Linked DNA regions of Mus musculus: region 1 is linked to region 2. The links are chromatin contacts, found by Hi-C in ENCODE. All regions are on one chromosome and are shown on one strand. Each heading gives the region's core, a stretch centred on a gene start or an enhancer-like site at or near the end of the contact. The rest is flanking DNA. Distances are from core to core; before and after follow the strand shown. Region 1 has its middle 16 kb from the start of 4933407G14Rik. Region 2 holds the start of E030030I06Rik (RIKEN cDNA E030030I06 gene).

Region 1 (3,998 bases), core at 1,167-3,666, about 53 Mb after region 2:
CTTGTGTAGAAAGAAAGTCATGATGAAGAGACCCAAAAAGAGATAGGTGCCTACTAAGAACTTTCCACAGAAAAAAATTGGTCCAAGGAGTGCTCTCAATAATGCCATAAAAGAAAACACTTGTTCCTATCTGCACATAGCATGAGTCAAGGGTCACATGACAGAACATGGACAATCCAATCAACCATAACCGAGGACTGTAGGGTTATGGCCTTATAAATCCTCTCACCACCACCACCCAGCATAAACATTGGCCAATCAGGATTGCCTTCATTTGCGTGATGGAAATTATTTAGGGGAGAACTCACACACAAAAATAATCCTATCTCCTAAATTAAGACTACCACAGACCACTGTCTACAAGCAGGTTATTGTTCTGTGGTTGCGCTTGCTGCTGAATACATTTAATTTCCTCTACTGGACTTAAGCAAATTTTTTCACTGCCTGCAACTCTGACCCACCACAACTTACTAATTGCCCGTTTGACTTAAGAATTTTGCCTGGGTTGGGGGCTGGAGAAATGGCTCAGCGGTTAAGAGCACTTACTGCTCTTCCGAAGGTCCTGAGTTCAAATCCCAGCAACCACATGGTGGCTCACAACCATCCGTAATGAGATCTGATGCCCTCTTCCTGTGTGTCTGAAGACAGCTACAGTGTACTTACATATAATAAATAAATAAATCTTTAGGAAAAAAATTTTGCCTGGGAAACACCATCCAGGCTCTTAATCCCCTCACTGAATATCGATATAAGATATTCCTCTAAAGCACACACTCATAAGAAATGAGTGGTTCAATTGCAGGTTAGCCAAGCCTAGAAGCCAACAGAAAACAGGTAATTCCAGTGTTCAAAAGCCTAAGACCCATCAGTAGCTAGTTAAGACTGCTGTAGAGGGTAGACTATTACAGAATATGGGTACACAATTATAGACTTTTAACAAAAGCCCTAATTAGGAACAGCTTTTGAGAGTCTAATCTGCTTTGGTACATCAAACTGCTTCTAAAGCTCTCGAAGATCAATTAATGTCCATTCTTGATCTGTAAAAGCCATCAAGACAGTGTGTGTACTAACCACGGGGAGCAAGAGTTCCTGGAAGCAACTAGGAGAGACGCTCTCACCCATAACTTATGATTCAAAAATAATTAGATCACACGAGCCTCCAGTGGCCCTCTAGGATGAGTGCCCTGGCATCGGTAGCCAGTTGTGAGTTGCTAGAAGGAGCTGACGATATTATATTTGAGCAACCAATCACCATATTTTGTACAATATTATGTCTTAAATCCTGACGGAGCAGAAGGACAGATACCGGCTGACTGCTAGGAGGTTAGGCAAATATTCCCAACATACAATATGATAATCCCAACGTAACTCTTTGGACAGCAATGGCTTTAAATCCCCTCTACTCTGATGCTTGCAAGCTCCAAGTCTCTGACCCCCACTTCAGAATTGTGTGCAAGTATTTAATGTTGTCTCCCCCTACCCCCAACCCCATCCCCACAGCAAATCAGATCCGACAAACCATCTGGAAATGGCTTTCCAGACCTCAGAAGACAAATACGGGCTTGCAATAATGACCCAACCTTCCACATAGATGATAGTAGATATATTTGCTTGAGACCAAATCAATAGCTCTAAACTCTGGAGCCTTTGAAAGAGAAATAAGTTGTCATTTATACTGACTCAAAATATCATTTATGAATATCCATACTATGGAGCCACATGAAGAAAGAGAGGGCTTCAATCTCTAAATAATTAAGGCATTAAAATAGTTAGGAGGTATGTAAACTCTTGGAGGCTGTCCTTATACATGAAGAGGTGGCTATTACGCATTGCTCCAGACATCATAAATAAAACCACAATATCAGATAAGCCAGTATGTTGGCCGCAGGTAAGACATAGTTGATCTCTTGATACTTGGAATTAACTCTTCTCTAACCTGAATATTGAGAAGTTGGACCTAAGAGAGGGATTTTAAAGAATAGGACCCTCTCTCTCAATGGGAAGTAAATTCTCATGGAACTGTCTGGGTACCCCAAAAACCTTGTGTTTCCAATAGCTAACTATATTCATTAACACTCTCACAGTAGGTAAGGTATATTAACTGATTTGTTAAATCATACCATAGGAAGCCAGACAATAAAGAGATGACTGGGAGTCACAGGCAGAAGCTTTCAACTCAGCAGCTTCTTGCCCAAAGCATCATTCTCTAATCCAACCAGGCCACCCACATTCCTAGGGAATCGGCCATCAGCTGGCAGAGGGGTCGTTTGCTCCACCCCGTTAAACATTGTGGAGAGGCAGGAAGCTCTTCAAACGCTGGACTCAGGCAAATTTCATTTCTCCTTCATGTTTGGCAGCAGTGAGCAGAGGGAGTTAGCAGGCTGGAGCTACTTACTGCAAGCGCAGACTCCCTCTAATGTTACAGTTCTTGTGCCTTGGGCCCTAGGCTAGGGCTTGTATTACAAGCTGTCGGTCTGGGTTTTGAAACCGTTGGCTCTGGAAACATAAGAGCTCCCTGGAACTCTTCCAGTGACAAATGCCTACAGTTTCTCTTCCATGGCTCCTTATGACTTTTTACCCTTGCATGGTCTCACTTCTCTGCCTTCTCTTCCCAATTCTTTACTGTTGGCCTTCTTCTCCCTGGGCTGGCTGCTTTAAAACGGTGGCTCTGTTTCTTCAGCTGTCAGGCATCTGGCCAGATGACAGCTCCCATAGTCAGGACTCTACAGGGAGCTGGCCAGGATTGATTGGGTGCAACATGACTGCCACCACCAGAAGTCTGTCTCTCTTCTGCCACAAGCCATCTGTCTCTGTTGCTACTTTCTCCATGTCACCAGCTCAACCCACACCACTGAAAACAGACAAGAAATGATCTCTGGGGAGAAGCCTGTCATGGGGTAACACAAGAGGATCTCCCTACTGACTCACTGAGCTAGCCTAAGCAGACTAATTGTAGCTTAGGAAGGGGTGTCTGGATCAACACACTCATTTCCTGTGCTTGTCAACCTTCCTGATGCTGCGGACCTTTAACACAGTTCCTCGTGTTGGGGTGACCTCCCCACCCACCATAAAATGATTTCATTCCTACTTCATAACTGTTCATTTTTGTTGCTGTTCTGAATCATAATGTAAATATCTGACATATAGAATATCTAATGTGTGACCCTTCAAAGGGGTCACAACCCACAGGTTGAGAACCATTGGCAATCACAGTCTTGTCTCTTAGTACCAATCAGTCACTGAGACTTGTTGTGTTTTGAACCAATTGGGGCCTTGATTCTTAGTGCCAACCAGAGTCATCAAGACTTGCGTTTGGACCAATCACAGTGTTAGCACCACCCAGAACATCTCTGTTAGACCACAGGATGTGCTCTCCCTCTGGTCAAAATGGAAATGGTTGCAGGATCCTCTGAAGTTCATTGAGTACAAAACATTTCTGTTGGTACTGCACTTTCAAGAGCTGGATTAATCAGCTGCGGTTTTCTTGTCTTTTAGTGTGTGTGTGTGTGTGTGTGTGTGTGTGTGTCCCCTGATTCATCAATCTCCATCTTCTTCCTATGAGAGAGAGTCTCTCTCGTGGAACCTGAAGCTAGGCTGTATGGGAAATGTAAATGAGATATACTGCCTTTTCTATCAAAAAAAAATGGTAAAAATAAGATAAGGCAAGCACCATTTTAAAAGAAAATGACTTTGATGGCTAGTTTTTGTTGTCAACTTGTCTACACCCAGAATCAACTAGAACCCCAAAATGGAGGGACATGCCTATGAGGGATTTTTGCCTTACTTGATCTTTAAAGTGGGAAGGTACACCTCTTATCTGGGCCGCACCTTCTGCCCAAAGCCTGTATAAGGACAGGGGAGAGGGACGCTTTTGCTTTTTCTGTGCATGCTCTCAAGCTACCAAGTCCATTTACTAGCCTGAGAGCCTGCTTCTTCTGGATTTGGGGGAATACTGAAGACCATTTGAGATATCCAGTTTCATGGAATGAACAACTACT
Region 2 (4,330 bases), core at 1,458-3,957:
TCGCATAGTCAATCAATTTTCTTTGCTAACAAATTCAGGGTATGGGTGCCCAAGTAGCTTCTTGGTCCCTGCTGTGTAACAGTCTCCTCCAAGATTAAAACATCCCATCTGACAGGAAGCTCCTTAAGCAGGAAAGTAAACAATTCAGAATAGGGTTTCAGGAAGTCCCTGAAACTAAGCAGATTCACTAGGCTCCTCCTTGCCATATAAGCAAGTAAGAGATGAGTGTCCCTCTCAGGAGAGCAGAGTCACATCAGCAAATGACTCAGAGCAGACAAAACGCAGAAACCAGCCTAGCTGCTTGGTAGAGTCTGAAACCAACGGAGGTTCCTGGAAGGCTCAATCTCCAATCCGGTGAGCTGACTGCAAGTGTACAGTATGCTCTAGGGTATCAGCCTTGTGAGCTGTCACCCATGCTGGGGTGGGCTTCGATGACACAGGTCTTCTGCCTCTGTACATAAGCCCTCTTCCATATTCATATATATATATATATATATGATAAAACTCACCAAGCTGGACTTACACAAGTCTTGCTGTGTCTAAACAGGAATCTGATTTGTTCTGTAAAAATGTCAGACGGAGAATTATGCCTTCCCGGGGACCTGTTCTAGGCCAAGGATCTGATAAACTCTGACATATCCAGTGCCCGAAGTGGCTTTAAATTTAGAGGATTTTCACCTATGCTCTTGCTTTATCCTCACAACTCTAAGTAGGCAGGTGTCAAACGAGGTAAAATAAATTTAGAAAGCGCATCTTCTTTTTGCATATAAGCAGATGCTCCTGAATTCACAATTCAAATTCCTACTGTGGGATCAACTAAAAACCATCTAGAGACACACCAGACACAAGAGGATAAAACAGGAGAACAGGGTGAGCCAGCTAGCCAAAACTCTTCTGTTAGAGGGACTTGTATTGACCTGCACTCAATGATTGGTTATACAAGGGTGTTTGTTTGGAAGAATGCTACTTTGTATTTACATACATGACTGTTACCTTTTATCTGGACACCCCACAGGTAACAGACAAACGAAATTTGATACTAAATTCTAATGTTGAAATTCATCCTTTGCTACAGCTGTAGTGATCCTCTAGGGTAGTGAGTGACTCAAAGCCAGCAAGCAACTTTCAGGATCACAGACCTCTCTGAAGTGCAAGACACAGACAGACAGACAGACAGACACACAGATGGTAATCCACTTTTAGTAAAACCTGACTTTCTAGAAGACTCATTCTCCCTCGTCTCATTATCTTTTGCTGTTGCACCCCATGTACCCTTGCCACCCAACTAAAGCATAGGCACAATGGGGGCCTTTATTTACATTGGCTTTTTACTTATTTATGTAGTAATTAAAATTAAAATGTAGTAAAAAAAAGTAAAAATGTACTTATAAGTCTAACTATATTGGAGCCGGGCGTGGTGGCGCACGCCTTTAATCCCAGCACTTGGTAGGCAGAGGCAGGCGGATTTCTGAATTCTAGGCCAGCCTGGTCTACAGAGTAAGTTCCAGGACAGCCAGGGATACACAGAGAAACCCTGTCTCGAAAAACAACAACAAACAAACAAACAAACAAAAAACCAAAAAAAAAAAAAAAAACCCCAAAAAACCAAAAGACAAACAAACAGAAAAAAAAAAAAAACCAAAAAACAAAACTAACACCCAGCCCAGGAAGATTCTGTAGACTGAGTCCTAGAGGGCTTGGGGTTGTCTGGTTTTGTCCCTAAAAGACACCCAAAGCCCCCAGACCCCTTGGGGCACGCAGAGCGGTGTGGGAGGGGGAGGGGAGCCACCGCAGGTCTCTTTTTCTGCCTGTCTAGCAGGGTCACCGGTTTTATCTGAGGAAACTCAACTCTTAACTTTAGTTGGGCAACCAGCCGCCCCTTGCCCAGCACATTCCCGGACCCCATAGCCAGGGCTCCAGGCTCACCTGACCACGTAGGGTTGCTCTAAGGTCTCCAGGTGCCTCAGCACCGCCACCTCACGGACGGTGGAGAGCCGCAAGTCCTCCTCACTGGTCTGTACTCGCTGGCGCTTCGGAATCAGGAAGCGGCCGCCATTCTTCAGGTCGGGGGCCTTCGCCGATCTCTGCCAAGCACTCGTACTCTGATCGGCGCCACCCAGGCTGTCCTTCTCCTTGCTGGCTGCAGGCTGTCGGTGCGGCACAGAGGAACCGGGGTGCGTACTCTCTGACTTACACGCCTCGGGGGCCCCCGGGCTAGACGGACCGACCTTCTCGCCCGCGGGCGCAAGCCGGGCGCAGCCGCGAAACTCCGCCCAGCTGAGTCTCCGCGCCCTGCCGCCGCCGCCGGAGATCCCTCCTCTTCCCCCTCCGCAGCGATTACGTAGTCTGCCCACAATCTCTGCACCTAGGAGGAGGAGACCGGAGGACAAGGAGAAAGTGTGATCAGACTGCCCGGGAGACTTCCATCGGGTTCCACCAGCTCCCCTCATTCTCCCCTCTACTCGCCCTGGCTGCCTAATCCGGCCAGGTTTCTCGGAGAAAAACCAAGTTACTTTTCTTCCCCAGCACGGCTCGTGCTGTCTTTGAAAGGAAGAGGTTGCTGGGGCCCCTTGGGGATGAGCGCCGAGCGGGACGCAGCGGGACAAGAGGGGGCGTGCGGAGCAGCCCAGAGTGTGCCCGGAGTGCGGGGGAGGGGGGCGCCGGGCGCATCAGTGTCACGGCTCAATATTTATACCTATATCGTTGTTCTCAGCTGCCCTCCCTGACTCGTCGCGCGGAGTACGGGGCGACCTGGGGGAGTTCGGAACTGGCGTGAAAGCACCGGGGGTTCACCCATGTGGGGTCGCAGAGCGGGGTTGGGGCTCCTAGGACCCTGTAACCCAATGCTGCGAGTATGCGAGTAGGGGTGGTCAGACATCTGCTCGGAGATTGCTTCCTTTCTACTTTCAGTTTTTCTACAGGGAGACATTTGAAAGAGACTCGCTCTCACAAACGGTCTTTGGGGTATGGCAAGCTTAGCGGGAGACGAAATTCTGCCTCCGAATCGCCGAGGACCTCCCTTGTGGAAACTCAGGGAGGACAGACCATCTGGTAGGGGAGGGCTGGGGCTACTAGAGGTGGGAGAGCAAGGGGCCCTGGAAGGGGAGAAGTGTCCTGCTCCCTTTCCCGCGCGCGCGCGTGCACACACACACACACACACACACACACACAAAGATCGCAAGGGTATGGGAAAGGCAGGTCCGTCACACTTTTGCTTGTCCTGTCCTGAAAAGTAACTTCGGGACTTTGCTAGCTAACCGGGACTGGTCCTTAAGTTTTCAACCCGTGCAAAAGCAACCGCCCTTACGACGGTGGGGGTGGGGGCAGTAAACGTAGGTCTCCCGGGTGTGAGAAGGGTTAGGTCTCCCTTGTATCGCGACTTCAGAACCCCCGCCCGGTATCCTTGGCGGCTGAATGTTGGTAGCCAAGACAGTCGCTCTGTTCTCCAAAGGCTGGAGGCTAGGTCCCAGGCGCGGTCGGGCGTCCCATCCCCGTTCTGTTGTTTAGGGAAGACCGAGTGAGCCTTCCCGTCCCACCGCGGCCTTAGTCTGGTCTGGACCTTGTTCCACTACAGCCGCGTATCCGGAAAGGTCCCCATGCGTTTACCTGCCCCGCACCCCTCCTCCCCCGCTCGCTCTTCCGCCTGGAATTAAAGAACACATGGCGCGACCCCCACTGGGTGCGAGCATAGCACCACCTGGACAAGGCAGGGACACCCCAGGCTCCTTTGAAAGCTTTCCTAAAAAGCTGCATAAAGGACCCTCCAGGCCTCTCCCGGGGGTCGAGGGCCACATAGGTAGCGGGAGCAATGGCCTTGGCGCCCCTGTCCAGCCCAGGCTCCCGGAGGGGGCAGCACACGCACACCCAGACCGGAGCGGCGGTCCCTAGCCCCCTCTCCTCCTCCACTTTTGTTGTTGTTGTTGTTGCTTTACCACGCTGGCTAAATGTGACTTGACCCCATTTCAAAAAAGTTTGACATAGTGCTTCAACCTTTCTGCACTCCTCCGCGACTACAAAGGCTGCAGCCGCCTCCTTCTGCTTTCTGTCTCAGCTCTCTGTCTTAGCACTGAATGAAATCCTTCACGAGCTTCTCCGGAAGCCTTGCCAAAGGGTCCCCACCAGCTCAGCGAGGGGAGGCCTGGGGACCGCGACCCGCTCGTGTGCGCAAAGGCAGATGCGCCCGCACAGATAACGCCCACGTCCACAGGACGAATGCGCCGCGGAGCCCCGTGCTGCTCCTGCCCAGGGTGTGCATTTGAACTGCAAGGCTTTAAATAAGGAAAGTAAACTTGGGGCGTGAAGCAAGAGTGCACGCGTGCGGCTTCAATTC

The links. A loop is a pair of places that touch in the nucleus more often than their neighbours do.
Region 1: a loop to region 2 is called in a map of T-helper 1 cell, with 18 times the contacts of the local background. The contact joins the enhancer-like site here to the promoter of E030030I06Rik in region 2. A Hi-C loop is called at or near these places in 3 of 37 maps with a recorded cell type or tissue (T-helper 1 cell, T-helper 17 cell and T-helper 2 cell).

The regions. Positions count from the first base shown.
Region 1 is chr10:75,463,460-75,467,457 of GRCm38, forward strand. No RefSeq gene overlaps it. Among named protein-coding and RNA genes, the nearest start is that of 4933407G14Rik, 16 kb to the left of the region's middle. Within about 2 kb of position 2,417, at least 1 of the 3 ENCODE cell types and tissues checked has a DNase peak (open chromatin) inside an H3K27ac peak, as active enhancers do.
Region 2 is chr10:22,146,563-22,150,892 of GRCm38, forward strand. E030030I06Rik (RIKEN cDNA E030030I06 gene) reads right to left here and starts at 2,708. Exons shown (of 2, transcript NM_001254745.1): 1 at 1,927-2,708. The coding sequence starts at 2,450.